Linked DNA regions of Mus musculus: regions 1 and 3 are each linked to region 2. Evidence: chromatin loops called from intact Hi-C (ENCODE). Cell type or tissue: heart. All regions are shown on one strand. Each heading gives the region's core, and the rest is flanking DNA. Links, peaks and the distances in the headings are about the cores only.

Region 1 (10,162 bases), core at 2,064-7,063, 220 kb after region 2:
GGCTTCTGGATAGTTGAGACACAACTGTGTTTCTGTGTATCTAGCAACGTGGACTCTAGATCCTATGTTCATATAGACACGGGCACGTTAGAGCATCTTTCTGGACTGCATGAGTCAGTTATCTCAGGTCTTTGAGATAAACGTGGCAATGCAGTGTTTCCTAATGACACACAGTAAACTTGATCATATCAAATTTCTAGCCTGTATTTTGACTGATCCCATTGTAAGTTCTTAGGCCAGGCATGGTGACACACACCTGTAAGCTCAACATTAGGGAGACTGAGAGAGGAGGATGGTGAATTTGAGGTTAGTCTGAATATATTGAGAGTTCCCCTTCCTCAAAACCATTAAGAAACCAACTGGGTGTGGTGGCTCATGACTTTAATGCCAGCACTAGGGAGGCTGAGGCAAAAGGCTTGCTGTGCATTTGAAGCCACGTAGGGCTACGTGTTTCTAACTAGTCTGGCTATGAGCCATCTGAAGTGGGGGCTGGAAACCGAACTCGGAGCCCCTGTAAGAGCAATGCACATTCTTAACCCCTGAGCCATTTCTGCAGTCTGCCAGCAGCGCTGCTAAGTCTTATGGAGCCACTGAGAGGACCAGATGGGACTAGAATGGTGGGAACAGCCAACTCCATTTCCTCTACTCTGACTGAGAGAGGATTTCATGGGATCTTCCAGTAACTCTTGACACCCTCAATTGAATAATTTCATTTATGTGGGGCGTTCATCATCTCCCCTACAATCCTGCCCTTTGCATTCCTTTCTTCTCATTATTAGAGGTTGTGGCTGTCTTTGTTCCCCTGGAACTCTTATGCTGTGTGCCCATAGTCCTTTCGAGGTGTTGATATCAGTGACTCCTCCCTTCCAGCAGACGCCAGCCACTTGCAACTCCATCAGTATAGTTTTGTTATAAGTTCACTTGGGTCAGAGCATGTTTGTTCCATGTTCACCATGACAACTGGCTCACTGAGGGAGCCATGGAGACGGACATCGCTGAGATGATAGGGAGAGCCCTATTTAGTCAGAACTTATACCGAGCCTAGGGGAAAGCCACTGGGGGTGGCAGAGGGGTTAGGACAAAGTGTAATGATTTCTATATTTGAAAACACATTAATGAAGCCTGGTGAGATGGCTCAGTGGATGGTGGCACTGCTCACGATTCCTGACAACTTGAGTTTGATATCTGGGCCCCACAGGGTGAAAGAATAGAAGAGAACTGATTCTTACAAGTGGTCCTTTGACCGCACATGTATGTTACACACACACACACACACACACACACACACACACACACACACACACACTGTAACAAAACTGATGAAACACCACAATAAAACTCATTCATTTGTATGTTAACTTAAAAAGCAATTAATAATAAAATGATAATAAGAATAAGAGTCAGCTTATACGGGGCCAAATTGGCAGTCGCCATCATCCTAAATCTATATCATTTTTTGGTTGCCTTAATTACCTCATCAATGACCCTCCTTGTACCAATTTTCTAGCCATTGAGTTTTGCTGTGTCTCTGGGTAGTGGTGCTTGAACTAGTGTGACCTACTCCTCTGAGTGTCTGAGACTTAGGGCAGTGTTGGTTATGGTATAAAATCAATCCCTGTACCAAAAAGGGCACATTTCCCTCCCTGACTGCTCATGAGAAGATGCTCTGGGCTTGTGGAGAAGTCCTCCTACCCTAGGAAGTGCACAGCCCAGTGGGCTAGGGAACTGTAAACATTTTCTCCACTGTGTCTCAGGATCCCTGGAGCTGCTTTTGCCCTCTTCCCACCTCCCTCAGTGGCAGGTGGTGCCAGGAGGTGGTTGTTTACCTCTGAGATGAAGGGCAAGGGGGGGGTGTGTCCTGAGGTGGCCACTGAAGCCCATCTGAGCTGATGGGTGAGAGAATGGTGGCCCTTTGTGCGCTGGGATCTGATTGGATGCATTCATCTCCTTGGGAGACAAATGAAATTAATCCTCTCTCCAGATGGCAGCAAAGTGACAGGAGCGCGGAGATTAAAAGAGATTGTGAGGTTATATGGGTGACAGCAGCCATCAATCGGGTTATGAAACCCAGCACCACGCTCCCTACAAAGGTAAATGGCCCGTCTCAGCTTTGCAAGCCTGATAGGTTCAGGTCCTGAGGAAAAACCTTTCCCTGTGACTTGCCTCCTATCTGACTCCTTTAAATTTCAAATGTCCACTTTTAAGGCTACTTTTTAACCACCCGTTACAGGCAGCTTTTAGATCGAATCTTTGTGATACTGTCATTTTTTCTCTTTGTTTATGTAAATAAAGACCCTGCAGCTACTAGGTTCCTGGAGAAGTTGAGTCTGGCTTTGACACATCCAGGCCAGTTCCCCAGGGCTCTTTCTTACCACCAGCATCAGTGTTTTAGGAGGGAAGAGAAAGGAACAGGATGATCGGCCCACAGGGTAGCTATTCTGCAGTCACACTGTCACAAGGGCGAGCACTGGAGCTGCGTGGCCCTTCAGAGTTGGCCTTTTTGGGGGGAAAGCAGTAGGTCTTATTAGCCACTTATTGCTGTGGGCTGCCCCCCAGGAAGGAGACATGGCCTAGGGCAAGGTGACCTCCCCCAGGCAGGAAGTAGGGGCCAGACAGCCTACGATTTTTCCTGGAGGTGAGTCCTGAATGGGAGATCTGGGTGGCACAACACAGCATCCATGACAGACACAACACAGCATCCATGACAGACACAACACAGCATCCATGACAGACACTTAGCTGAGGCTCTGGGGATAAGCCATGCTTTCGATCTGTCCCCAGACTCCACCAGGACATCAGGAAGCGGTGACTTCTCCGTCTCCTTCATAAATAGTATTTTGTTCTTCCCAACACTTTTGGTTTTTTCCTTTATCCTTTTCGGTATAGGGGATCGAATCCAGGGCCTTCCACAGTACTTCCACAGGTACTGTGCTACTGGATCATGCTTACTGATCTTCTTTTAGCCGTTTCTCTCATGGTTCTCTGAGTTGTCACCATCCTTCAGAGATAGCACCCATGGGAGGGACTTCCCAGTCTATCTGCAAATCCTTTCTCTGTGAATATGTCCCCATCTGAAGCACTTTGTCCCCATTTTGAAGCATTCCTACTCTGAATTTTTTTTTTTAAAAGATGTACTTATTGCTTTTGTAGAGGACGCAGGTTCAATTTTCAGCATCCATATGGAGTCTCACCATCCCAAACCATCCATTCATTCTGTTCCAGGGGATGCTATACTTCTTCTGACTTCTGCCAGCACCAGACATGCATGCAGTGCACATACATATATGCTGGCAAAATAGTTGTCACATAAATGAACTAAATCTAGAGTTTTTGGAAGATTTATTTTTTATATTTAATTACATGTATGAGGGGGTCTGTGCCTACGACTACAGTGACTCTGGAGGTCAACAGAGGGCCTCGGACCCTCTGGAGCTAGAGTTCTAGTTGGTTGAACTGCCCATGGGTGCTGGAACCTGAACTCAGGCCCTCTGAAAGAGCCGCAGGCAATCTTAACTGTTGAGCCAGCTTTCTATTCCCTCTTGAGAGTTTAATTTGAAGTGAGTCTACCTCATTTCCTCAGGTTGTCTAAAATCTCTCTGAGGGCGGAGGGCCTATAACTCTTCTTTGAATGAATTGTTAGAACCGTCACATCAGTAAGTCCTAATGGGCTCTCAGATTGGGCATTGGCAGTTTCTGTTCCCTGTGGCACAACATCGCCTTTTACAAGGCAAAGATTTTAGTCAGTTTTCTGTTCAAGGCTGCTCCCGAATTCCCGTGAAAAATCAAAACTGTATCACTGGAGGTTCTAACTCCCTCCTTGGCACTCAGCACACTCCCCATCCCTTCTGCTTTTGGGCTCTCATACTGGCCCCGCCCCTTGCCCACAAACCACGCCCACAGATTCTCCTCCGCCTTCCAACTCAGGCAGCCCTCTCTTATTCTTCTCTGCTTCTTTTCTCAGCGCTCCTCACGGGTTCCACCTGTGCTTGACATTCTATTTTAATTATCTGTTTGTTTCCCCGTTTGCAGTGAAGATCCCCGTAAGTCAAAGACCTTGTCCGTCTTCATTGTTTAGCATACTACCTTCAGCGCTAGAACACTACACACTGCCTGGCACAGAGCAAGCCCTAAACACTGTCTGGTGGTGTCTGCATCTTGGGCTAGGGAAGTGGGAAGTCTCAAGACGACTACCATCCCGCCCTCCAGGCTTGTTCCTCCTCCGGCCAGCAGGGGGCTCTTTCAATTCAGAAGAGCAGCTTAGTGGTTCACCTGAAATTCTGCCTCATACAATCAGACCCCCCTCCCCCACTTTCTCCTAATTTGACTGTGCCAACTCAGGCAAATATTGAACTTTGTGTTAAAAAGCACGTTTTACTTTTTATAGGTAGTCCTCCAAGGACTTTTTGATTTTGGTTGTGGAGGGGTGTAAGGTTTGCTGTTAGAACCTCCACTTTTTTTTTTTTTCCCATTCACCCAACAAAATCAGCTACAGAAGTAAAACATGGGTGGAACAACCACGCAGTGGCGGGGAAGCTTCATGTCAACGCTTAAGTCCAGCAAATGAAGCAGCTGACTGAATGAGGCCAGTCGGCAATAACGTGTATTTAGCCACTGGGAAGGGAGTTGCTCCCACCCCCTCCCTCCCCCCTTTCCAACAACAATAATCTGGCAATATTACATTGCTATATATAACTTCTTTTGGAAAATATACACTTCCCTTAAAATAGGGTGGTTTTAAAGTTTGTATCAATTTAGAAATTGTAAAGTCCCCACTGGAAGAAATTGCTAGTGCGTTTGAATGGACTTATTGTCTGTTGGCCCTTTCCTTTAGGGTAGAGTCTGGCAGGAGCGCCAGCTTCCCTGCCAAGACAAAAAGAGCTATATCTACCGCTTATGCTCACTCGGTCAACACAAAGCAACCTCAGTTTGGCAACCCTCAGCGGTTGTTGGGAAGGCCCAGGTATCGTCGTTAAGCCATTAATACGGTGTATGTGCTGTTACACACGTCTATTTCTGTATAAATGCTTCTTCATTCTGTACCCAGGAAAATCTGCCTCCCTGGTCAGGCAGCCGTTTCCTGGAAAAACCACAGTAGCCTTCTGTGAGTGAACTGTAGTGAATGCATTCTCACAGAGAATGAGGCAGAGGAGCAGGGTGTGGAAGGCTGCTTGTCGGGCCTGAGAGCGTTGCTCTGTACAGTGGAGCTAGCCAGGTACTGTCAGGGTGCCTAAAAACACAGTCATTGAAATCTTATAAACTGTTCTGAATTGTAAACCAGCCAATCCAGATTTGTTTGTTTATTTCTGATAAAAAGGACTAACTCTAGGGAGGAGAAAATGAACCTGGTGGTTTGAGTGAACTGAAGCAGGCCACCGCCAACGGCAGGCACTGATGAAGAGGACTCTTTGGACAGGAGGGCTTCATAACCGCTGTGGCAGACAGACGGTATGCACAGTCAGTGACCAATACCCGTGAGCAATGTTTTCAGAGATCCTTGTTAGGTAGGACACGCCAGTAACAAAAATCTCGGAGAACTTAGGACACCACACGGGGGACACTGCACATTCAAGAGAGGCTTGCGACATTCCAGAACACACTACAAATTACCATGACCTCCATTCATCTCCATCTGGAAGTAGCCGCCACCAAAAAACCCCCATTTTCAAAAATAAAATGGGCTGAAGTTTGGGTATATCTGATCTCTAGGTAGAACACCACAAGCTATCTCAAGGTGTTTATATGCTGCGGCTCTCCTGAGCACAAAGTCAGTGGTCTGTCAGTGTACTTGAGAAAAAAAAAATTAAATGGTCTGGGAAGGTGGCTCAGTGGATGCTGGAGGATTTAACTATCCCCAGTATCCCTGTAGAAGCTGCTAGTGGTGGTAACTCTAAAACTGGGGAGGAACAGACAGGTGGCTCTGTGGGGTTTGCTGACCTAGTCGAGCTGAATCAGTGAGCTCTGGGTTCTGAGAGTGACCCTGTCTCAAAATAAGGCAGAGCGAGAAGGAGGAAGAAAGAGTCCACCTCTGGCTTCCACATGCACACACACGTGTACACATGTGTATATGTACACATGCACAGTATTAAATCACAGGCCACTCATTTCCTAAAGTGTCTACTGAGCACCTACTGTGGGTAAGGCACAGATTTGAATACTTGAGTTACTCAAGAGAACGAGGCGACGTGACATCTATGTATGCTGCTGCCATATAATAGATACTGGGGTGGGTGTCTGCAGTGAGGGCATGTGACATGTCGAGGGCACTCAGAGGAATGTGAGAAGACTACAGAACCATTTCTGGTGTGTGTGTGTGTGTGTGTGTGTGTGTGTGTGTGTGTGTATGTGTGGCTCCTGTGTGACAAGCAGAACTTGAGGACCCGGAGACAGCTGCTGGCCTGGGGCTGAATACATGAGAAGCCAGTTTAACTCCACACATCATCTTCCCCACACATAATGCCATGTCTGTCAAGTCTTCCGGGATATTTCTCTAGATTAGCGTATCTGTTAGTACAGAGGTCATTTCTTCTGGTGGAAATGAGTGAAGAAACAGTGTGCATTTTCTGCCGTGGGGGGTACTTCTTACACACGTGGCAGTTGTCACTCAGACTTATATGGACCCTTTTATAGACGTGGCACAGCCCTGATCCAAGGACAGAGAGCTCCAGGGACTTCTTGATTCTGTACTGCTAACTCTTGTGATGATTCTCCTGTGTGGTGAGGGAAACTGAGGACTGAATACTGTCCCCCTGCCCTTTCAGCTGTTGGAGAAAATGCTGACGCATCTTGACGAAGGAGAAAAAGCGGCTTAAGTAAGAACAATGAGCAGTGTTAGTTTGCAATACTCTGGAACTCAAAAGCCTTGAGTTCCCTGGTATCCTACACAGATCCGGCTTCTGGGAATGAAACTTCTGAATACCAAGTTCCTAAGAGGCTGTTAATGTTCCTGTGAGATACAAGCTCCCATGGGTACAACCAGGTCTAGAGTGGATCCACAGTGCCACCCTGAATCCTATTTTACATAAAATGTCAAGGAAGTAAGACAGGGCATATTGAGTCCACGCCAGGAATAGATGACTACCTCATAGTTACAAACAAGCTTGTCTCAGACTTGGAGGTAAAACGGTAGGCAGACAGTCTTGAAGATGCAGGCACACAGACAGGAGCATTGGCAACAGAACAGGGCTTGACTCCCACGGGATACTTTATGAATTTTCTGATGCCAAGGATGACTTTATAGATGGCTTAGTACTCCTGTTCAGCTGCTGCCTAAGGCCCCGCGGTGACAAACCAAACTGTTGTTAATCTTTGCCACTGGTCCCTGGACCGTGTGGTTTTGGATACCATTTCGCGGTACAGAATCTCATCAATCAGAAAACAAGAACACTCAACTTTGCTGGATCCTTTATCTGTTTCCAAACAGCTGCCTCCTGCATGCCTTTGCTGTTGTTTTCAAGGTTGCCCACCCCTTCCTTCTTCATCAGTTGTGTAGCAGTGAGCTGCTCACACCTCATTGTTCCCTAAATCTCCTATGCACAGTCCCAGACTTACCTGGGACACATGACTTTATACATCTCTTTGCTAAAGTTCCCTGCAACAGCGATTTGCATTCCTGGTGCCTTTCCTTTGGGATGGGTTCGAACCATCCATTCCACATTCTCTGGCTGGTGAAAGCCACAGAAAGAAACGCGTCCATAGCCTGTCTTTCCTTAAGCTCAACTAACAGTGGAGTTAGGATCTTAGAAAGAATCATGAAATGTTCTTCCAAAAAAATAACATCCAGGCTTCAGTTCATTTTCTGTGAGAGAATTAGATGCCACTTTTGCTGAAGGGCATAAAATCCACATCTTCTTCTTCTCCTCTAAAGGATCTATTGCTCTTAAAGCTGTCTAGGTCTTGGATGGAAGGCATTCCTGCAGGGCTCAGTTCCAATAGTTTCTTTCCCCAGCTATTAGCACCAGTTGGTTTCTCCTTTCTTTAAACCTATTTATCATTTGTGTAAATATAGTATTGGGGGAGCTTCCTGGATTAGATCATTTCTCGGCCTCTCAGTGCCCTTGGCGTTAATAGCACTTTTCTGCCAAGGCTTAGTGAGACATTAACACAATGGCTTTTGCCATTCTGATTCTGCTCAGAGGTCTGTAGTGTCCCTTAACTGCTGTTGAGACGAGATATAATTGTTTTTCTTGGCTTTGTTCCAGTAAAACACCATCTTCTTTCTCTTTGGGGGTGACCAGATTTTCTTTGTTCTGAATGGCAAATTGTCATTCACAAACACTTACTTTTGCCTCATCTGTTGCAAGGCTGACTGGACTAGGTTCTAGGGCTACCAAGCAAGTCATGGGCCCATTGTCTTCCCATCCAGCTCAGAGGATGTCTCCCTGAGAAATAGATCCTTTAGAGGAGAAGAAGAAGATGTGGATTTTATGCCCTTCAGCAAAAGTGGCATCTAATTCTCTCACAGAAAATGAACTGAAGCCTGGCTGTTATTTTTTTGGAAGAACATTTCATGATTCTTTCTAAGATCCTAACTCCACTGTTAGTTGAGCTTAAGGAAAGACAGGAGATGGACATCAATAAAACATCATACAGGTAATGGGTGTCCCGTCCATGGTTACATGTCCAGGTCTGTAAACTCTGTCTTGCTGAGTCCCTCTCTGCCATGTTGGGAAGGCCCATGTTACACAGAACTGAGGGTGGCTGCTGATTGGCAGCCCTGATTCCAACACCTAACGAGAAAGTGAATGTTGAAGTTCAGTTTACCTAGCACATTCGATTGGAAACGACCGGTCCACAGCTGGCTGCTCAGTTGATAACCCAGCTCTGGCAGTAACTCGACGGAAACCTGGCAGAGGGTAAGCCACACCTAGATTTTGGGCAGTAGGAGCTGAGAGAGTATTGTGTCTGGGTTTAAGCTGCTAAGTTAAGGATACTGTTGCTATACTGTTGTAGAACGCCATATACATATAGCTTATTTTTTATTTCTCACACATCTGTGGGTGCTTTGTACATTACATATAACTTTATTATATCTTTGGAGCATGCCATCTAACTTGTTTTGCATGTCTGGCTTCCCTATATACCATAAGGATCACATAATTGCCACTGATGAACAGTAAAAAAAAATGTTTCCTCAGTCCGAGGCTCCATCTTGATGGCTGGGCATGTTGGGTGTGGGTCAGAAGTGTGGCTAACACTTCCCAGTAAAGTCTAACTCTTTAAGCTGGCTGACTAGGTCTTTAGTAGAGTTATTTTCTCTCAATGCTATTTTCCCTGCTGTAAAGTCCCAGAACTTAGAGGGGAGGTCACCTGTTGTTTTTGAGTCATGGAGGAGAAGGGCTATTCAGGCAACGGGCCTCGTGCTTTGCCTCTACAGGTGCAGGAAGACTAGGGGAAGGGAAGTCTGTAACTTAAATTTTTCAAAATCTACTTGTAATGATGGTTCTTAAATGCTTTAACTTCCCTTCTAGTCCACCACTGACCAGAGTTAGGGGGAAAGAAAGGATATTAGGATACAAGAGAAGCAGACCTGTTTAGAAATTGTTCCTTGGAGCAAATCCCATCTGTGTTGTCAGGAGGCCAGCAGTTCAGTTCACAGGTCAGCAGTTGTAGTTCGACGCACTTGCGAACATTCCGTGGCTATACCAGCAGTCCAGTCCAGTCATGTCGGGATAGCAGCAGTGGGGGCATGACCTCGCAGGAACAACCAGGCCTCAGCTGCACTGGCACGAGTCTTCAGGAGGGATTGGGATCAGCAGGGATGCTAGAAGTTCTCCTGTGTTCCTCTCTCGACATGCTTGTCATTAGTAAAGAGCCCTTCATCACACGCCCTTTCATGTGCTTGTTTTAGCAGAACATCCTTCCACGTGTCTGCTTCGGCAAAGCTTTCCTTCACTAGTCTGCCTTAGCGAAATGTCCTTTCACCTGTGTGTGCTTTCCTTCATGTGTCTGCTTAGCAAAACATCCTTTCAGCTGTGTCTGCTTCAGGAAAACATTCCTTCACATGTTTGCCCCAGCAAAACACCATCCGACACAACTGACTTTCCAAAGAACCCTTAACTTTCCATGTCAGAAGTCCATCTATGTAATGATAGGAAAGGCATTCTCCGTGCTGGGCAAAGATATTTCAGTGTGGTTGCTTTGGAGTCACTCATGCTATGGTCAG
Region 2 (10,162 bases), core at 1,792-6,791:
TTCCGTATACAAGAGTTGGCTCCCGTTCATAGCAATTAAACCTAGGAAATTAGTAGGGCTTCTATCACAGTTGGAGACTTATGGGCTCCGATCTATAACTTTATGTCTCTGCTGCTATTATAAGCGCTTACGACTTATAATTAGGAGAACGACTACAAAAAGAAAATTACAGTCACGGGGGACAATGAATGTTTGAAAATTCACAGTCACGGTGACCAGTTCAGCTGGCAGTGGCCACTCTGCTGATCTTAAACACAGCAGTGCCCAGAACAGAGGACCTCTGCCTTCGCTACAGTCTGTACAGCCGAGACAACCCCACCCCACCCGCCAAGACTGTTAAGTACTGAAGCACCTACAACTTCAGGCCTGGACAAGATCAACACATGATCTTCTTTGACAGCCAATCAGAGAAACGAGTCTCCAATTCCTCCTCCGTAGTTGGCCTGAATATGCACTGTGCCTGTATCAAGTATATATTACTACACAAATGCCTTAAAATGAAATTTTCATTTCACATTATACACGCATACATATGCAGAGATATGTTGCTTTTGTGGAATTTTAACAACTTAAATATTTACATAAAAATCAAATTTAAATCTATGCTTATTATAGCCTGTAACTGGCATATGTCCTCTTTAATATTATTGATTCCAGAGGCCTCACACCAAATGAGGGATTGGCTGCAGCCCGATGACCCTACTTAATGGGGAAGCAGTCAGTGGCGCATAGGGGACACCACGGTGTGCTCAGGGACAGTGCTTAAGTGCTTCTCACCAGTCATGGATGGCTGTCACTCATGCCCAAACCAGACCAAACAGGAGGGCTGCACAAAGGAACGGGACGCAAAATTCACCTGTATCACTCAGCCACTGGGCCCAGTCCAAAGCCAAGTGGAACCATCATTTATTTACTCTGTGTGCCTGATTGGAGGCCGGGGGCGGGGGCAGGGGTGCCTGCCACAGGATGAAGCACGTAGACCGTCGGGGTTCCAGGGGTTCCAGAGACCCAACTCGCATCCTCACGATTGACTACATGCACCTGTACCTGTTTCTATTTCTATTTTTTCACTTTTAAACTAGATCTCTTCAGTTTATCTTTGTGTATGATGGAAATAAATGCTCACATGCCATACATAGTTGAGAGGACCATAAGAAACCTGCTCCATGATTTGATCCTAAGATGACAATCGATATCTAATTTTTTTAAGACTTGCTTATTTTTACTTCATGTGTAAGAGTGTTTGTCCTATATGTATGTGCGTGTACCATGTGCCTGCCAGGTGCCCAAGGAGGCTGGGCATGGCCTGAGTCCCTTGGAACTAGAGTTTCAGAGGGATGGGAGCTGCCACATTGGAGCTGGGAACTGAACCTGGGTCCTCTGGAAGAGCAGTGCATGCGATTACCTACTGAGCCTCCCTTCCAGCTCCCAGAGCAAATTTTAATTAATTCAGACACAGCACCAAGAGCTCCCAAACGGAAGTGGACACGTCTAGGGATGAATAACGTGCCTGTGCCTACATCCCTGGCACGGGGCTGTTGGGTGAAAGGTCAGCGCGTCCTTTTCAGAGTCCTTTCCAGGTCGTTAACTGTCTGAACAACACAACTCCCAGCAAGGAGAGCAATGCTCTGGCTATACCACTCCGTTCCACAGACAACCAAAGGAATTAAGGGACTCAAAAAAGAGTCTGGGTTCCATGGCTTGGAAAACATCAAGAGCCAGGGCTGATGGGAGACCCAAGTTCCTTGAGCTCTCGAAGCAGGATGTTCTCCTCTGTGACATGTGACAAAGCCACATTCAAACAATACCCAGTACAGAAACACCTCTGCAGCAGCTCAGTCCCCACGGGAGCAGATACTGGCACAGTGCTGTCAAAGTTCAGTGCTTAAAAGCACTGCAGGGAGCAAACCCTGGAAGCCGGGCACGGTGGTGCACACCTGTAATCCCAGTCTGGGCAGGCAATCAGGACCAGACTCCGGTACACAGGTTTGAGGCCAGTCTAGATGACATGACACTTTAAAAAGGCCAGCCACGGAGGAGTGATCAGTGGCCTGCATTTCCCTAGTGACATAAACACAGACACCTGCTGTCCCTGAACCTGCAATAGCCCAACAGCGCCCACCCACTACTCCCCTACCCCCAGCCCCAGGGCTAGCCTGGCCTATGGGATTCCCCCATCCTGCTCGGGCCACAAGGCCACACTGTGGCTCCCATAGAGCAGCTTCCAGAATAGAGGCTGCTCTGCAAACGTGAGCTCCATCTCAAGGGAGAGCCATTCGCCACTGGGCACCTTAGAGACGACAGTTAACAGAGTTCTCCCTAGGAGCGGGAGAGATGGCTCGAGGGTTAAGAGCACTGGCTGATCCCCCCAGAGGACCTGGGTTCAATTCCCAGCACCCACATGGCAGCTCACAACTGCCTATAACTCCAGTTTCAGGGGATCTGACACCCACACACAGCCATGCATGCAGGCAAAACATGAATGTCCATGAAATAAAAATAATTATATTTTTAAAATAATATATTATTAAAACATATAAATATATATTATTTATATATAAATATATAATAATAATAATATAAACCCAGTTGTCCCTAAGGGAGAAATGATGAAAGTCTGGACCAGCGCTTTGTTCTGTCACACCTGTGACATGACAAAGGACCCTGCTGTGATGTTTTCAGAGGCCTCAGCTCATCTAACAGCTCCTCTGGGCTTTTCACAGGGGTCACTCCAGTGTCAGTCCTCCCTGTCCGCAGTTCATCAGCTCCCAGCTTTCTGCGTGTCCTAGGGACCTCCTGGAAGGAAAGGCACCGTGCCAATCTAATAGAAACAGATATTAATATTCATGTGCACACTTAGTACCCAGGCCCTTTATAAGCGAGCCACGTGGGAAAAGCAGCGTGCTACTTCAGAGCAGCTCGGGGTCCTACTTAGTGAACTCAAAAGGAGGTAATTTCAGATCCCAAAGCCACCAGAAGAACGGACAGTTGGGGCCTTGCCTCTAACTTGTACTCGCCTGTCTCCTTGTCTACAAGATGGAAAAGCAAGCTCACAGCTGTTTCAGCCCTGAGTACTAAAATAATAATAACTGCCAACACTCAGAAATCAGGTTGTCAGACACTATGTAAGTGCTCTGCAGCTCTCAGCCCGCTTACCTGTCTCGGCCCTTATGGGGGAAGGGCCATCATTGTCCCTGTTTTATAGATGGGACAACATAGGCCCAGAGAAAGGAAAAGGCTTGCCTGACTCCCAGCTACTTAAGTGGCAGACCCAGGATTTGAACCCCAGCAGCCCAGCTTCAGCATCTGTGTGCAAATCCGTGAGTGTCAGGCCTCTAGGGAGGGGGTGAGACAACGGGAAGTTCTGGTGGCCTGGACTCCAGGCAGCTCCCGGGGAAGGGTGGAAGCGTGCCCCATCGCAGAAACCAGAGTCAACCTACTGAGACCACTCAGACGACACACGCACTTGACAAACGGCCCTCTGCAAGGACGAACTGAGCCATGCAGTCAGAGAAGGGTCGTCCAGGCTGTTCTAACTGCTGTATCTGAAGCTAGTTTTAAAGAAGTGTTTCCTGTAAACACAAGGCACGCTTATCTCCTGGGAGACTTTTGTCAGCCAGACTCCTGCGTAACTTGCCATCTGCTTTACCTTGGTTGCTGTTTGCCTGGGTTAGTTATTGTTTTGGGATATTTATTTGTTTTATTTGTTTGACAAGGAATGGCCTAGAACTTACTGCAACGCCTAGGCTGGCCTCAAACTCACAGAAATCCTCCTGCCTCAGATGTGTATGCTGGCGCTGTATCTACTGTGCTCTTAAGAGACCATGTGTTTATTCTGATTCAGACATGCATTATTTGCAAGCGCTGTTCACATCTGTACCATTCGATGCCAGCCACAAGATGGCGCTCTAACACAGGCTATAAATGTCGGTGGCCAGCAATCAGAGCTATCATCTCCCACACAGACCCGCTCTGTCCACATCCCTTGCCTGGTGCAGGCCCTTACTTACTTTCTGAGGAAATCTTCCAAGCCCTGGCGGCGTTGGTCGACATGCTGGCGATTGTTCATGTTGAAAAACAGGTTTTTAGACGGAAGTTCTGGTAATTGTCTGATAAGAAAGAGAAAAGTCGATCACCAATCACAGTGACTTAGCTACAGACATTGCTCAACATGAAGGCATGCGTGCTGTGCACGGTAATAATCATCACACAGCTATCACCTAATTATTGTCGTGTGATATTAATTTAAAGGAGAATCTGTCTTTAAACACTTCTGGGGGCCATTCGTGATTAATATCCATAAAGGCTGGTAAAGCTAAGAGATGGATATTAAATTCAGATGCAGAAGGCACAAAGGAAGCACGCCTGTGCCCTGTTCTTACCTCACGCATCTTAACGCTATCAACTTTCAGCAGAACTAGACTCATGGCTCCCGGTAATTTAAACTTTAAGTCACTTACACCAGCAACGCGTTGCTTTGGAGTCTTTGCCTCAGCCACACGAACTCTCTATACCTTCTTCGTACACAAGATGTTTTCATTGTAAAACACATGCTATTTGTCTGTATAGAAACAGAAAAAACATGAGCCTCACCTAAGGGGAAAAAGCACTTTCTTAATATATATATATTATATCTCATGATGTTACCCTCACTACTCTAAGTAGTGTGCAAGCCATGAGACATGTGTGCATTTATGTGTGCACTGCAAAATCTTTCATGTAGCTTATCAGTCTCAGTCCCAGAAGAAGCCATGACGACAGGAATGAGCAGTGTTAGCCCTGGGTGGGCATGGCCCTCCCCTGACCAGACTCCTGAAGGAGGGAGGCCTGTGCTCTCCTAACGACAAGCATTGTTTCCAAGGATGGATCACTAAGGAAAACTCCAGTGGGCATGTTTGCCCACCCTGTCATCTCAGACTCAGGCAGGAGGCAGGAGGACTGAGTTCAAATCCAGCCTGGATTACACAGTGAGATCCCATCGTGAGAAACACACACGAGCCCTAAAATGCACAATGCTCCAGCGCATCCACTGCATTTTTAACCCCACGTCCAGGCGTCCGTGGATCAGCACTGACTTCCTGCAGCTCTTCACAAAGCATCCCAGACATCTGCAAATGTCAGCCCTGGTTCTCCTCCAGGAAATGACATCAGCTCTGAGTGGGGCAAACAGGGTGGACATGAAAAGGACCAGAGAGCACCTGACAGGTATAGCTGACAACACTGTCACCAGCTAGCGTCTGTTTCCCCGTAGCAGCCCTGAGACAAACTTGGGAAACAAACAAGCCTAAGTCCCCAGCCTAGGCTAAGCCACGATGCCTCTCCTCTGGGTAAACCCCGAATGAGCAGGCGGTCCCTCTGGGTACCACAAAGCTGACAAACAGCTGGGTCTGCTAGATTCAAAACACAAGCCATCTCGGCTGAGTGTGGTGGCTCGCATCTATAACCCAAGGACTTGAAGAAGCTGAGGCAGGAGCATTGCCTGCCACCTGTTTGGGCGACAGGGTGAATTCCAGGCAGTCTGAGCTATAGAGTAAGATCCTGTGTAAAGCCTCAACCATTCCTACAAAACAAACAAACAAACAAAAATACCCTCTATTTTATATATTCACTTTAAAAGAAGATCCACTTATAATCATTACATTGCTAAATGAGAAATTAGCTTTTGCTACTAAGATCTTCATTATTTCAAAACCTACCCTGCCAGTGAAGTTCTGCCATTTTCTTGGAAATCTAAATGACTGTGTACATTTTGTTCATGAGCTGTCCCCATGAAACATAGGGCAAAGTTCCTGGATGCAGGGAGGTCAAGAGTCTCAGCTGCAAAGGCCACAGTACTACACTTACTCTGCCACAGAAGCAAAACCTACCGGAGAGGCCTAACTTCAAAGCCCAGAACTGCCTGACTAATGCACTCCTTAGAGACCGAGGAGGCAGAAGGCCCTAACAAGGTCCACCCTCTGAGTATCCTCTCCTCCGAGAGAACCAGGCCACCGCAGGGACTTCTTTCATCGCCAGTGTAAGCTGGACCCATTTAAATCCAGTTTTCTGGCACACAGTTGTGGGTGTTGATAACAAAACCCACCTGATACTGATACCAGAATAAGGTCCATCTGTGAGCCCCTCAGCCAGAGGACAGGGTCAGGGACAGATACTTGAAGGGCCAGCCAGCTCTATCATTACTGGTATCATATCCCTTGAGGTTCATTTGAGTGAACGGATCCCCAGCAGATGCGCTCAGAGCTAACTAATGGAGGCTAGCCAAAAGCCTCACTCACCTACCCGCTGTGAATTGTACCACGGGCGCAGGTCTACACTGACTGGCTCAGTCCCTCTAAATCCACATGCTTGTCTCAGCCATCACCAAGCCTAGAGACGTACTATTGTCAACTGAGTATTACTTCAGAGAGAGACACCAGAACACAGAAGGAATTGTCGGGGGAACAAAGAGATATGGTATTAACCATTTCAGATGAATACATGAGAGTGGGTTTTATTACAGCATTTTTGCTCTTATGTGTAGGCTTCTGAATTCATATCATACAGTATAGCACCAAATAATCTGTATTTGGTTATCTCCTGAAAATAAGCAAATGTCATGATGCTCTGAAGTATGTGATGAGGCCCACAAACACTCTTAGAAGTAATTAAATACTTAAAATTATTTAAAATTTTCATTTTGTTTCAAATGCTTATTCTTTCTTCTTCTTTTTTTTTTCCCCCATTCCTTTGGGCAGGGAGGGCTAAAGGGACTGAGACAGGTGGTTCTCATGTAGACCAAGCTGGCCTCGAACTCCACTCTATAGCTGAGAATCACCTTGAACTCCTGATCCTCTTGCCTCTACCCCGAACATGCTGGGATCACAGGTGTGTACCCCCACATCTGATTCAAACGTCTATTCCTTTTTAAAATACTTATTCATTTAATTTCACGGGTATGTGTGTGCTCCTGAGTGTATATCTGTGCGCCTAGTGCCTGCAGAACCCTGGGGAGGTCAGAAGAGAGGCCGGATCCCCTGAAACTGGAGTTCCAGCTGCTGTGAGCTGCCATGTGGGTGCTGGGACCTCAGCTCCCAGGTCCTCTGCAAAAGCCAGTGCTCTTACCTGCTGAGCCATCTCCCCAGCCCAGATGCCTATTCTTACATGTTGATAACTTTGCACACAGGATGCACCTTTGGTGTGATCTTTTGCGTAAAACAAAAGCAAAATAACATCAGTGGCTTAGAAAATAACCGCAAGAAGAGAAAAACAAGGCAAGGCAGGGCAGTTTTTACACCTGGCTTATTTTCTAGACTGGGGACTCTTGAAGGAAAAAGATGTAGAGTGGAGTTCAGACTTCCCTTATGCAGATGACACTGAATGGCACTACATGTTAACTCATTTGTGCCCTCAGATGCCTGTGCCAGACACATTTCCAGATACAGCAGACTGTCCCGGTGCACAGGAGGGGCCGGTCTGCTCTGCCTCCTGTCTTTTCCAGGAGTTCTGGGGTACACAGACAAACTCTGCTGCTCTTGCTGCCGAGGGACATTTCCACGTGGCTCGATGCAGGACAGGTTGCTGACCTTGTCCAGGCTAAGCACAGCAGACTCCGCACCAAGCAGGCTTTCGGAAGCTCATGGTTCGTATTCTTTCCACTTGGGCGAATGTTACTTCTTGTTGCTTCCTCTTTGTACTATTGACTCAAAGTCTAGACTAAGGCAAACTAATTGTACACTGTCATTTCCAAATTCCTGATTCTATATATAAATAGGACAAGGTATAAAGGCACATATGAAAAAAGATGCTGTAATAAAACCTACTACCATGTATTAATCTAAAATGGTTACTACTGTATCTCTTGTCCCCAAAATTCTATACTCCCTCAAAGTCTATGATTTACCAAATAATATATTATCTTGAAATATAATATCATGGGCTGGAGAGATGGCTCAGTGGTTAAGACCGTTGGCTGCTCTTCCAGAGGTCCTGAGTTCAATTCCCAGAAACTACATGGTGGCTCACAACCATCTATAATGGGATCTGGTGCCTTCTTCTGGCATGCAGGCATTCATGCAGATAGAGCACTCATACATACATACATACATACATACATACATACATACATACATATTTTTTAAAAAGAAATATAATATCACAAAGAAATACCATTGGTAAGTTATACTCTTTAACCATTCATTTTAAAGTATTCACATCTTTATAAGTAAAGGCAATAAATATTGAAATATTAATATTTTAAATAAGAACAATATGAGCTTCAAAGAAGCAACTCTTCCACTTCCTGCTTCATTTGTGATACAAACTTAGCTACAATCATCCTGACTCAGTTCTCTGAGTTAAAGAAGTTTTTCAGCTCTTCATATCAATTCTGTCACATAAAATGCTCACCACCTAAAACCTGCTTCCTCCTGGCTGTGTACTCACGTGAATGCAGATCTCATAGTCGATATAAGAGTGCCAAAAGTCCTCCTTCTGAATCCTGGGGTCCCGGACCCAGACACTCACGAACTCCTGCAAGGGCATCGGGAACAAAGAGCAGCGTCAGGATTATGGGAAGGGCTGGAGGGAGCCGGACAGAACTGGAGGTACCAGCCAGTGTGCTCGCTGTCCCTCAGAAAGAAGGAAGTAGAGACCACGAATCAGGTGTCACCAGAGTCCAGAAAACACGTTGCCACAAATGGAAACTTCTTTTTTTTTTTTAATTACGTATTTTCCTCAAGGAAACTTCTAAATAATGCAACACTGAGCGGAGAGTGCGTATGACCTGTGTGTGAAGATAGTTCTGAAACTGGTCCTGAAGGCTCAATCTTTGAAAAATAAGTTGCCATCTGTCTCAGCTTTTTAGTGCAACAGTTACTAACACCACCTCAAACACCTAGGGCCTGTCTAGCAAATAAAGAGAAGCAACAAAGGTCTTTTGAAAAGCAAGCACTAGGGACTGGAAACTGCCCAGCCGAGCCACACACCCTCTCCCTCACAATTTTTAATTACATTTTCTATACATCAAGTCACTTTCCCTTCATCTTTGTGTTTGAGTAAAGGGGACGTTTTCTACAGCAGAGGCACAAGGGCACACCTGCAACCCCAGCACTTGGGGGGACAGAGGCGTGGGGGTGGGGCATAAATTCCAGGCCAGGCTCAGCCACAGAGCCAGAGTCCGAGTCAAAACAACAAAATAAATCAGTAAGTAAACACATTTAAAAAAAAACATTGTGGATAATTGTGTTTGTTTTCAAAGATAGTAAGAGTAGAAGAAAGGAGTTGGAGAGAGCGCTCGTTGCTCTTCCTGGCGTCCCAGCACTCCAGTTCCTAGCGGATTTGACCCTGTCTTCTGGGCACTGTGTGCTTGTGGTGCACAGATATACATGCAGAAAGAACACCTAGACACACAAAAAAATTTTAATTTTTTTAGAAAATTCAAAAGAGAAGAGGGAGGCAGGCCATGGGTTTGGACAGACCTCTGTGCTGTTGCTCAGATAATAAACAAGAGGTTTTCTTCAGTCCGTCAGAGACTTTTCAAAAGCAGAGAAGCAGTTCCTGTTTGCTGACAGTAACACTGCATCCAGCAGGTCTGGTGTTAGAAAGCAGCACACCCCTAATCCTGCATCTGAGAAGTCAGTCTCACTGCACGCCCTCGGGGGCCTAGGGAGGCAGAGGCAAGGCCAGCCTGGTCTACAGAGCGAGTTTCAGGACAGCCAGGGCTACACAGAGAAACCCCATCCTGAAAAAAAAAATACAAATAAATCAATAAATCTATGTTTGCTTGGTTAGGAAGGGGGAAGGAGAGGGAATAAAGGAAGAGAAGAGAGTAATGGACAGGGAGTTAGGGCTCACAGCTATACCACACATCCAATCTCAACAAATAAATAGACTGGGAAGAGAAGACCACGAGCTTTCAGAAGACCACACCCCCATCCCAGCCTCCCAAACCTGCACACCTAGGGCTCCGAACCATTCAGGCTTTTACGGGCCTTTCCTTGACCTAAAAGTTCTCTCTTCTAATTTTAAAAGAAATTCTAAGTCTCATTGGCCCTCAAAAGTAGTATCGTCCTTGGCACCGTGCCTAGTGGAGGACTAAGGGACGGTTGGTTCCGAGTCAGTGTGTCCCGTGGAAGCCACGTTCCCACAGAGGGTATTGGTAGCACCAGTTTTCCATGGAAGAAGC
Region 3 (10,162 bases), core at 2,922-7,921, 71 kb after region 2:
GGGGGTGATGGCTCCTGGCTTAATCTCCTCTCCCCCAATATATACACACTCCCAATATATACACACTCAGGAGTGGAAGCTCCAGGTTTCAATCTCCCCTCCTCCAACACACACACACACACACACACACACACACACACACACACACACACACAGGAGGCAGAGGCAGGCTAACACACACACACACACACACACGCAGGAGGCAGAGGCAGGCTAACACACACACACACACACACACACACACACACACACACACACACGCAGGAGGCAGAGGCAGGCTAATCTCTCTGAGTTTAGCTAATCTCCAAGCCAATTTGGTCTCCATAGTGAGTTCTAGGACAGCCAGGGCTATGTAGAAAGACCCTGTATCAAACAAACAAACAAAAACACAACAACAGTTGTTTTTTGTTTGTTTGTTTGATACAATAACTAGTTGTTATAAAGTTGTTAAAAACAACTTTAGCGGATATAACTTGAACCTAAACTTTAATTAATGGACCTTTGAAATCAGTCCCACTGTGGTGTAATCAATACCAACAAAGCATGAATGAGAGTCTGGTGGAAAAGTCTTTTTCTCTGAGGCGCTGAGAGATTGCTCTGCACTGCTCAGCCAGAGACTCTAGCCCTTGCCCTGGATCTGCTTTAGAGCATGGGTACATTGCAGAGAATAGCCACGTGCAGGCAATAGATGGAGTGTGTTTCCAAGACTCCTGCTGATAGTACAGTCCAAAGTTCAAGGCCACAGCCTACACACAGCTTCCCTCTAAGGTCCCAGTTATCTCCGGGTTTCTTACCATACCAACCAGCAGCACTGCCACAGAAACTAGGCTTGTGTTGTTTGTTGGAGAACTACAGAAGTCTGCATGGGCTCAGTACAGACACAGTTTTTAACAAGGATGGTTTGCTTTTTTATGTTTTTTTAAATTTTCTTCCCAGTTTTCTCCTCTACCCACCTATCTTTGTCTCTTTTTTTATAAATCTTTTCATAACATGTATGTAGGTATACATGTGTTTTGTGTGCATGAAGGTTTGGGTGAGCACTGTAGGAGGGAGGTCAGAGGACCACTTTAGGAAGCAGTTCTCTCCTTCCACCACGCAGGTCCTGGGAATCCATCTCTGGTCCTCAGATTTGGTGGCTGGCACCTTCATCTGCAGAGTCATTTCACCAGCCCAATATTTTTTTTAAATAAGTGTGATTCTGAACTGATTGAGTCTAGGGATGCTGTGATGTCCAGACAACACAGGGTAAAGTACCCCTCTGAACAGGTTCCTTATCTGCAATGTTATCTACTTAACTGGGTTGTTTGGGAGATCATGTGTATAACAGCCCACAGTCACACTGTGGCAGCTCTTGAAGAGGATATGCTTGCTGTCTTAGTTAGAGTTTCATTGCTGTGAAGAGACACCATGACCAAGGTAACTCATAAAACACAACATTTAATGGGGGCTGGCTTAAAGGTTCAGAGATTCAGTCCATTATCATCCAGGCAGGAAGCATGGAAGCATCCAGGCAGACATGGCACCAGAGGAGTGAGAGTTCTACGTCTTGTTCCAAAGACAAACAGGATAAGACTTGAATCTCTCAGGTAGCTAGGAGGAGGGTCTCAAAGCCCAACCACACAGCAATACAATTCCTCCAACAAGACCACACTTCCAAATAGTGCCACTCCCTGGGCCAAGCACTACACTTGCTTTATTCATTCATACGGTTTCAGTGCTGTGTCAGTGCCATGCGCAGGTAAGCGATGTCTCTCTCTGGAAGGTTACACTTAGGTAAGGAGAAAGTAAAAAGGCAGAGATGCACAGTAAGACCTATCTCAAATAAATAGGCAGATAGATAGATGATAGGTAGATGAGAGGAAGAAAAAGAGAGAGAAGGACGTGCATATAAGATGAAAGTGTCTTTGGAGGCCACAAGTGTTAAAGTTCTTAGAACTGGAGTTTATAAGCAGATGTGAGCCACCTGGCATGTGTACTAGGAACTGAACTCCAGTCCTTTGCAGCAGCAATAAAAACTCTCAACCAAGTACATACATAATATATATATTAACCTTATATATATATATAATATACATATATTATACATAATATATATAACCTTATTACTATGTTAGTTTGCTTTTTGTGACTGTGATCAAACACTGACTAAAACCAACCAAGGAGGAAAGGGTTTCTCTGGCTACACACAGAAATCACAGTCTATCATGAAGGGAAGTCAGGGCAGGAACTCAAGGCAGGAACCTAGAAACAGGGACTGAAACAAAGGCTACAGAAAGAATTCTGTTTACTGGCTTGTTCCATGGGCCCACATTCTAAAATCTTTATTATCACATGGGTCCGAGGGACAGAACTCAGGTGGTCAGGCTTAGTGGTAAGTGCCTTTATTTGCTGAGCCAAGATCCCAGACATCTGGTTCCTATTGTTCTTGTATTTACCATTTTCCTTTTAAATGCTAGCTAGAGTTACCTTCTAAAAATGGAAATCCGCACATATTCCTGTTCTATTTAAAACTTCCTATTGAAGGCTGGAAAGATGGCTCAACAGATCAGAGCACTCCTTGCTCTTGCAGAGAACTTCAGTTCAATTCCAGGACCTATATGGTAGATAACAATCAACTGTAACTTCAGTTCAGGGCATCTGGTCCACTCTTCTGGCTCACATGGGCACTGGATGCATAGGTGCACAGACTAACATGCAGGCAAAACACCTATATACACATAAACAATAAAATTAATCTTAAAAAATTAAATATGCTATTGGTACATAATGCACATGCATGACAGGTATTGCCACACATACACACACCATACATATATTCAAAGAATGACACGTATTACCACACACACCATACATACATACATCCAAAGAATTGTTATGTATACTCTGGGCCTTGATTTTTCTTTTTTTGTGTGTGTGTTCTATTGTAGCATTCTTTTCACAGAGTTGATGATTACCAGGCCTTGGGTTCACTAGGTAAGCATTGTGCTACTGAGCTGCACCTCAGCCAGAGCTTGAATTTTCTAAGTAGCTTATGTTACTGTCACCCTATATGCTGTCCTTTCTATCCAGCCTCTCTGGTTCACCACCCATCTGAGTCACCACCCATCCACTCTGGTTCCCTATCCAGATTCTTTAGTCCTCTGCTTCACTTGACCATAAGAGAGGGAGTCACAGCCGGGCGTGGTGGCGCACGCCTTTAATCCTAGCATTTGGGAGGTAGAGGCAGGCGGATTTCTGAGTTCGAGGCCAGCCTGGTCTACAGAGTGAGTTCCAGGACATCCAGGGCTACACAGAGAAACTCTGTCTCGAAAAACCTAAAAAAACAAAAATCAAAGAGAGGGAGTTACCCTCTGGTCCCCCACCCCACCCCCAGGCTGCCCCTGCTGTGTCAGTGTCTGGACAAGGCCCAAGAAATCTTGCTAAGGAATCATGGGGTTTCCAACAATAGTCTTGATCCTTATCTCTAAGTTACCCATTGTTTCAGCTTTGTCACTTCTTGCCTCCCTAAAAATAGACTTTTTGTTAAAGCCCAAAAGCCCATTCCAAGACCACAGGTGTTCAGGCCCTGGTGGACCAGACAATGAAGTGTCCCAACACAGTCCTTCCAGAGAGGGTTGAGAAGGCTGGGCAGTGCTCAGCCAGGGCAAATTATATTACAAGAGCCCCACTCTACACTCAGATAGAGGTTCTTCCCTGGCATATCCACAGCATCCTGGTGAGTCAGCAAGCTGGCCCAGCGGTTAAAGGTACTTGCCACCAAACCAGATGACCTGCATTCAACCCTTTGAACTCTCTTAGTAGAAGAAGAGAACCAATTTCCAGGATGTACACCATGGAGTGCATGCACACATGCACATACATACACAATTAATTAATTATGTTTTGTTGTTAGTGGTTTTTCCTTTGGTTTTCTGAGACAGGGTTTGAGAGAGAGAGAGAGAGAGAGAGAGAGAGAGAGAGAAAGGAGAAGAAGGAGGAGGAGGAGGACGAGGAGGGAGAGAGGGAGAGGAGAGAGGGTGGAAGGAGTAAAGAAAGTTTTGGTGGTGGTGGATTGAGGAGGGTTTTGGGATGGTTGGTTGGTTGGGTTGGTTGGTTGTTTTCTACCAAACACAATTTTCTGGCAACTGTATGCCTTTCTGTTTGTTTTGTTTTGTTTTTAAGACAGGGTCTTTGTAGATCAGGCTGTCCTGGAACTCACAGAGATCCACTAGCCTCTGCCTCCTGAAAGCTATTAATTAATTAAATGTCTGGAATAGCTTGGCTCCTGCCAGTGTTGGGACGTTTAAGACCTGACGGCTCTCAGAATGATTTCAGCAAGGGTGGAACAGCGCCCTCTTCTGGAAGAATGTCCTGAGACATCCCCTTTGGCTCAGAGTTACAAGGGCTGAAAAGTTCAAGCTAAGGAATAAGAAGAGTTCGAGCTAGAACAATCCACTGAAGCTGGAGTTTGAAAGAGCAGAATATGGTCCAGGCTGCTTCCCTCAAGGGACAGAGCCATGGGAATCCAGCGGCAGGTCCCCTTAAAGCTAAATGTCTTAGGGTTACAATCACTCTGATGAAACATCACAAGCAAAGCAGCTTGGGGAGGAAAGAGTGTGTCTTAGGCTTCCACAACGCTGCTCGCGATCAAAGGAAGTCAAGAAGCAACCCGGAGGTAGGAGATGGTGCAGAGGCCGTGGAAGAGTGCTATTTACTGATTTGCTCCCCATGGCTTGCTCAGCCTGCTTTCTTATAGGACACAGGACCACCAGTCCACCCTACCCAGAATGGGCTGAGCCTTGTCCATCAATCACTAATTAAGAAAATGCCCTACAGGCTTTCCTACAACCTGGTGTTATAGAGGCATGTTCTCAGTTGAGCCTCCCTCCTCTCAGACGCCATCAGCCTGTGACGGAGTTGACGTAAGACGGTCCAGCTCACTAAGGTTCTTTTCCAGGCCACCAGGAAGCAGCTTCAGAGGTAAGCTTAAATCTGACCAGTTGATCCTTTTTCCACTTTCTAATTTTTTTCTCCTCGGAGTTTAAGCTCTCTAACAAGGACCCGAAAGAATTAAAATTTATCCAGAAAGGCCCATGCTGGCGTCATGTAGCCCCATGCTGGAGTCGAGAAGAATCTCATGCAATGGAGCAATGGAGCACGCCAGAGGTGGCGCTGTCCCCCAGAGGAACCGCTTACCCCCGCTGGTAACTTACCTCACAGCTGAGCATGCGCACTCCCTGCGCTCCTTTTATCTTTAGAAATCACGCTGCAAGCGTTGTAGAAAGAAGCTGAGGGCTCTTGTCTCCTCAGTAAATATAAACCATCTTTTTGTACTAATTCTCATATCCAGTTTTTCAATAAAGCAACAAAGACTCGAATCTGCTTAGGAAGAAAATGGTATCCCGAGGGAGTGCCCAGACTCCTTCAGACTCCACAGTCCCTTCCGTGGATGCAAAACACAGCTCTCATCAACGGGAATAACAGTGAGTTTATGCTGAAAGCAGTGATGAGTGGCCATGGCTTGAGAATAGTCAGATGTCCACAAATGTCAAACATATCCGACATGGTAGCAGTTTCATAGGTTTTTGCAGAACAAAGCAGCCATAAAGTAATGTGCTCCTCGAAATTGGTGAGAACATTAGGCAAGCAGATGATAAAAAGATGTCTCTCCCATAGCTCTGAGTACAGGAAAGGGGATTCCTACCACAGTTCTGAGTACAGGAAAGGGGGTCCCTCCCATAGCTCTGAGTATAGGAAAGAAAGTCTCTCCCATAGCTCTGAGTATAGGGAAGGGGGTCTCTCCCATAGTTTTGAGATGCTATCTGTGGCTATTCTTGGTTTGTGATTGATGAAAAGTAGCAATCTAATACACCACAGCACATTTCAAGTGACACATAGGTCGCACACAGATGAGGGCAATACATAGCTATGAAGGGGGATCAAAGATTGCTCAGGATAATCTGTCTCTGATCTGCAACATTCAAAGTCTCTGGAGAATCAGCATAGGTGTGGCTCCGCCACAACCCCCATTCTGGGATATTCAGTATAGCTAGGAGGTAGAGAGAGTGAAGCTGTATTTAACTTAAGCGCTGGGACTAGCCCCCACACTCAGTGCTAGCCACAGTGAACCACTAAGGCAGGATAACATTTAAGGGTATTTGCCTGGAAATGTAGCTCAGTTGGTGGAGTGCTCGCCTCACGTGCAGGATGTCAGGGTTTTGTCCCCTGCACTATATAAATTGGGTGTGGTGGCGGGCACATGCCTTTAATCTCAGCACTCAGAGGCAGGCTGATTTCTGTGAGTTTGAGCTTAGCCTGGGGTACATAGTGAGTTCTAAAGGCTGTACAGTGAGACTGGTTTCAAAAATAAAAATAAAAATAAATAGAAAATATCTCACTGAATCACCTAAAGAGATCTAACAGTCCCTGTTGCTCTGGGTATGGAGTAGGATCTAGACTCTGCTGTTTTATATGCCTTCTGGGTAATTGCAGTAGACGACCAGACAGGAGAACCATCAATTTAGCCAGCTGTGGGGCTTATGTCTATAATCCTGAGGCAGGGCAAAAAGACAGGAAATTAAGGGAACCGAGGAGGGGAGAAAGGAGTCTGGTTGAAAGCTCTCAGCAACCAAGACCAAACAACACAGCACAGTTGTCAGCTCCCAGCTGACCACCCAAAATGGATGTGACACCTCTTTCTGTGTGAAAATATTTTCAAATAAACCATGGCTTTCAGGTTAGCCATGAACCCTGCTCAGGGCCAGAGCCTGTATGACCTTGAAGAAGACCGCACTGCTTTCTCACTTCACCACTCCCACAAAACAAACAAAAGAAAACAAAACAAAAACTAACTCACAAGATGGCTGCTAAACCCCTTAGGTCTTCTAGCCTAGGGCTTTACCTCCTGGTCATTAACACCATCCCTGCCAATCAGAAACACACAAAGGCTTCCTGCAGGAATTCTTCCATGCGTCCTTGGCCTGAGTAGAGGGATCTCAGGAAGGGCTTTTCTAGCAGGAGGCAGGGTGGAAGCTGTATCTCAGGCTTGCACCTGGAAGCCACTAATAATCCTGACACTGGAGAGCCCCAGGCAGGATCCAGCTGATGGGAGGTAGAGGTAAGAGAGCTGTCTTTGTTTGTTTGTTTGTTTGTTTGTTTTCGAGACAGGGTTTCTCTGTATAGCCTTGGCTGTCCTGGAACTCACTCTGTAGACCAGGCTGGCCTCTAACTCAGAAATCTTCCTGCCTCTGCCTCCCAAGTGCTGGGATTAGAGGTGTGCACCACTACTGCCTGGCAAGAGAGCTGTCTTGATTTTGAGGCTATCCTGGGCTACAGAATGAGAGCCAACCTTAAGTAAGTCAGTCAGTAAATAAATATATAGGTCTATGCTAAGCCAGTAGGGTGCTTTTCATGCACCCTGAGTTTGATTCCCCAGCACCTGAGTTAAAAAACCAAACCAGAGAGGGTAGAATGCCCCTGGAGTGCCAGATGCAGAGAGATGGAAAAGATGGATGATCCATGACTCCTCAGTCAGCAGCCTAGCCTAGCAAGTTCCAGGCTAAAGAGAAACCCTGTGTCAGAAACAAAACAAGAGGATAGAGACAGAGCTTAGTGGTCAAGAGTACTGGTTGCTCTTCCAGAGGACCCAGGTTTGATTCCTAGCACCCACGTGGCAGCTCACAATCATCTGTAACTCTAGTCCCAAAGGATCCAATGCCCCTCCGGCCTCCAAGGACACTGCACGCACATATTACAAAGATACACATGCAGGCAAACATAAATATACATATATATGCATATACACATATATATACACATACATACATTTAATAACCAACACCTCTGAGGTAAATCCCTGCCTTCCACAACATGTACATACCTGAAAATGTGCCTATACCCTCACCATACCCCCATAAACACAAACAACAATAAAAGAAATACTAAATTATTATCATATATTGAATAATATGGAAATATATGTTAAGTTTAAAACATTACAAAACTATAGCTGGGCGTGGTGGCGCATGCCTTTAATCCCAGCACTTGGGAGGCAGAGGCAGGCGGATTTCTGAGTTTGAGGCCAGCCGGTCTACAAAGTGAGTTCCAGGACAACCAGGGCAACACAGAGAAACCCTGTCTCGAAAAACCAAAAACAAAACAAAACAAAACAAAACTGTATATGACATATAATTAAATTTGTATAAAATACCTATTAAATCACACACATACATATTCTAAAGACTATACATATACGAGGCTGGAGAGATGGCTCAGCAGTTAAGAACACATAAAATTGAAATAAATAAAGCTTTCAAAAGTCAAACACAGAGGCCAGGTATGGCACATGATGGCACATGCCTTTAATCCCAGAGGTAGGTGGATCTCGGTTGAGTCCGAAGCCAGGCCAGTCTATACAATAAATTCTAGACCATTCTTGTTACCTAGCAAGACCCTGTGTTACCTAGTGAGACCCTGTCTCAACAAAGTGAAGGGAAATAAAAAGAAAAGCCCCACCAAAAACAAAGAAAACAAATAAAAATACCTGATCTACTAGGTCCAAAATGGATCCTTAAAATGGCAGTGCCTATGACAATGTCCTAAGCAGAAGCATTCTGACTGGGTAAGCAGGATTGTTACTGGGGAAACAGAAGCTTAAACTCAGCTTTCCTCAGGATTCTCAAAAGCCAGAGTTCTACTTACCAAGAAAATCCAAGCCCTTCCCTTTCTGCCCACACCCTGCCCCCGCCTGCCTGAGGGCATCTAGTTCCTGATTAATCTGAATTGTATCAGCTTTATCAGCTCAAAGAGCCAGCTCAAGAGCTGACTGTCAGATAAAACCTGCTGGCACTACACAGCAGGCTGCTCTCCTCTGTTCTCAAAGGCAGCCCCACAGTTTGTACACACACACACACACACACACACACACACACACACACACACACACACCATGAACTGTTTTTGTTGTTGTTTTTGTGTTTTTGAGAGAGGGTTTTTCCTTGGCTGTCCTGGAACTCACTCTGTAGAACATGCTGGCCTGGAACTCACAAATCTGCCTGCCCCTGCTGCTTCCCAAGTGTTGAGATTAAAGGCCTTCACCGCCACCACCACCCAACTCCTGTAAACTTTTTTTCCTCCCCGGAGTAGTCCAGTTTGCTTGTCTCCCCGCACACTTTCCTTGTATGGTTGCTGTAGAGTTGGTCTGAGACCAGGCTTTTATTTTGTTGCTTTGTTCTTTAGTTTCCAAATATCCGTGTTGAAGGTTTGTTCTAGCTCATAGGATCTGGAAGGTGTAGAACAGAGCCAGGCAAACACAGGAGACAATTTCGCGCCCTAGGACCCTCATTTTGTTTAGTTGTATGCCCCTACCCCTTATAGTAATGCATGTAAAAGGACAGTCAATTCCCCAACCTCTTTCCTTTTTTGTTTTAAAATTTTATTATTATTATTATTATTACCATCATCAGGATTTCTCTATGCATGTAGCCTTGGCTGGCCTGGATGTGCAGATCAGGCTGGGTTCAAACTCTAAGATCCCCCTGACTTCGAAGTGCTGGGATTAAGTCACACACCATCATGCCAAGCCAACACTTGATTTTCATTTTATGTGAATGAATTTTCATGTCTGCATATATGACTATACTGGAACACGTGTGTGCCTGGTGCCTATGCAGACTGGAAGGGGCATCAGATCACCTGGAACCAGACTTACAGATGGCTGTGGGATACCATGTGGGTGCTGAGACTCAAACCTGGGTTCTTTGTGTTAGATTTCTGAAGCAGCATTAAGAAATGGTAAACAGCTGGGTGGAGGTGGCGCACGCCTTTAATCCCAGCACTTGGGAAGCAGAGGCAGGTATATTTCTGAGTTCGAGGCCAGCCTGATCTACAGAGTTCCAGAACAGCCAGGCCTATACAGAGAAACCCTGTGTCGAAAAAACAAAACAAAAAAAAAAAAAAAAAAAAGAAAGAAAGAAACAGTAAACAGAAAGAGACAGTCAAGAATCCTGTTTTATGACCCACTGAGGCACCCAAGCACAGTCTATGGGCTCACAAGAGTTGTAGGGCATTCACCAGAGAATGCTTAGACATGGGTTTAAGCCAATAGAACATCTTTATTAGCCACCTGGTGACTACTCTGGGTGTTGAGGATCCCAGTGTAGCCCCTAGTCTTTCTCAGGATGAG

The links. Hi-C counts contacts between places; a loop is a spot of excess contacts. Peaks named below come from ENCODE experiments on the same cell type or tissue, not always from the same donor. Only the 100,000 strongest peaks of a DNase experiment are listed, where the experiment ranks them.
Region 1: a loop joins it to region 2, with 6 times the contacts of the local background. A loop is called at or near these places in 8 of 42 quality-filtered maps.
Region 3: it touches region 2 in a loop (7-fold over the local background); 24 of 42 quality-filtered maps call a loop at or near these places.

What each region holds. Positions count from the first base shown.
Region 1 is chr6:51,356,784-51,366,945 of GRCm38, reverse strand. No RefSeq gene overlaps it. Among named protein-coding and RNA genes, the nearest start is that of Gm6559, 18 kb to the left of the region's middle. In heart, for the core only: a CTCF peak has its summit at 4,218 (motif pointing right); DNase peaks (open chromatin) are centred at 3,875 and 4,215; H3K4me3 peaks cover 618 bases; H3K27ac peaks cover 422 bases.
Region 2 is chr6:51,574,249-51,584,410 of GRCm38, reverse strand. Snx10 (sorting nexin 10) reads right to left here. Exons shown (of 7, transcript NM_001127349.1): 3 at 8,422-8,508; 4 at 4,461-4,561; 5 at 4,011-4,109. Among named protein-coding and RNA genes, the nearest start is that of Snx10, 55 kb to the right of the region's middle. In heart, for the core only: a CTCF peak has its summit at 3,886 (motif pointing right); a DNase peak (open chromatin) is centred at 3,900; H3K27ac peaks cover 547 bases.
Region 3 is chr6:51,504,466-51,514,627 of GRCm38, reverse strand. No RefSeq gene overlaps it. Among named protein-coding and RNA genes, the nearest start is that of Snx10, 14 kb to the left of the region's middle. In heart, for the core only: CTCF peaks have their summits at 3,568, 4,343 (motif pointing left) and 5,147; DNase peaks (open chromatin) are centred at 3,527 and 5,167; H3K4me3 peaks cover 922 bases; H3K27ac peaks cover 895 bases.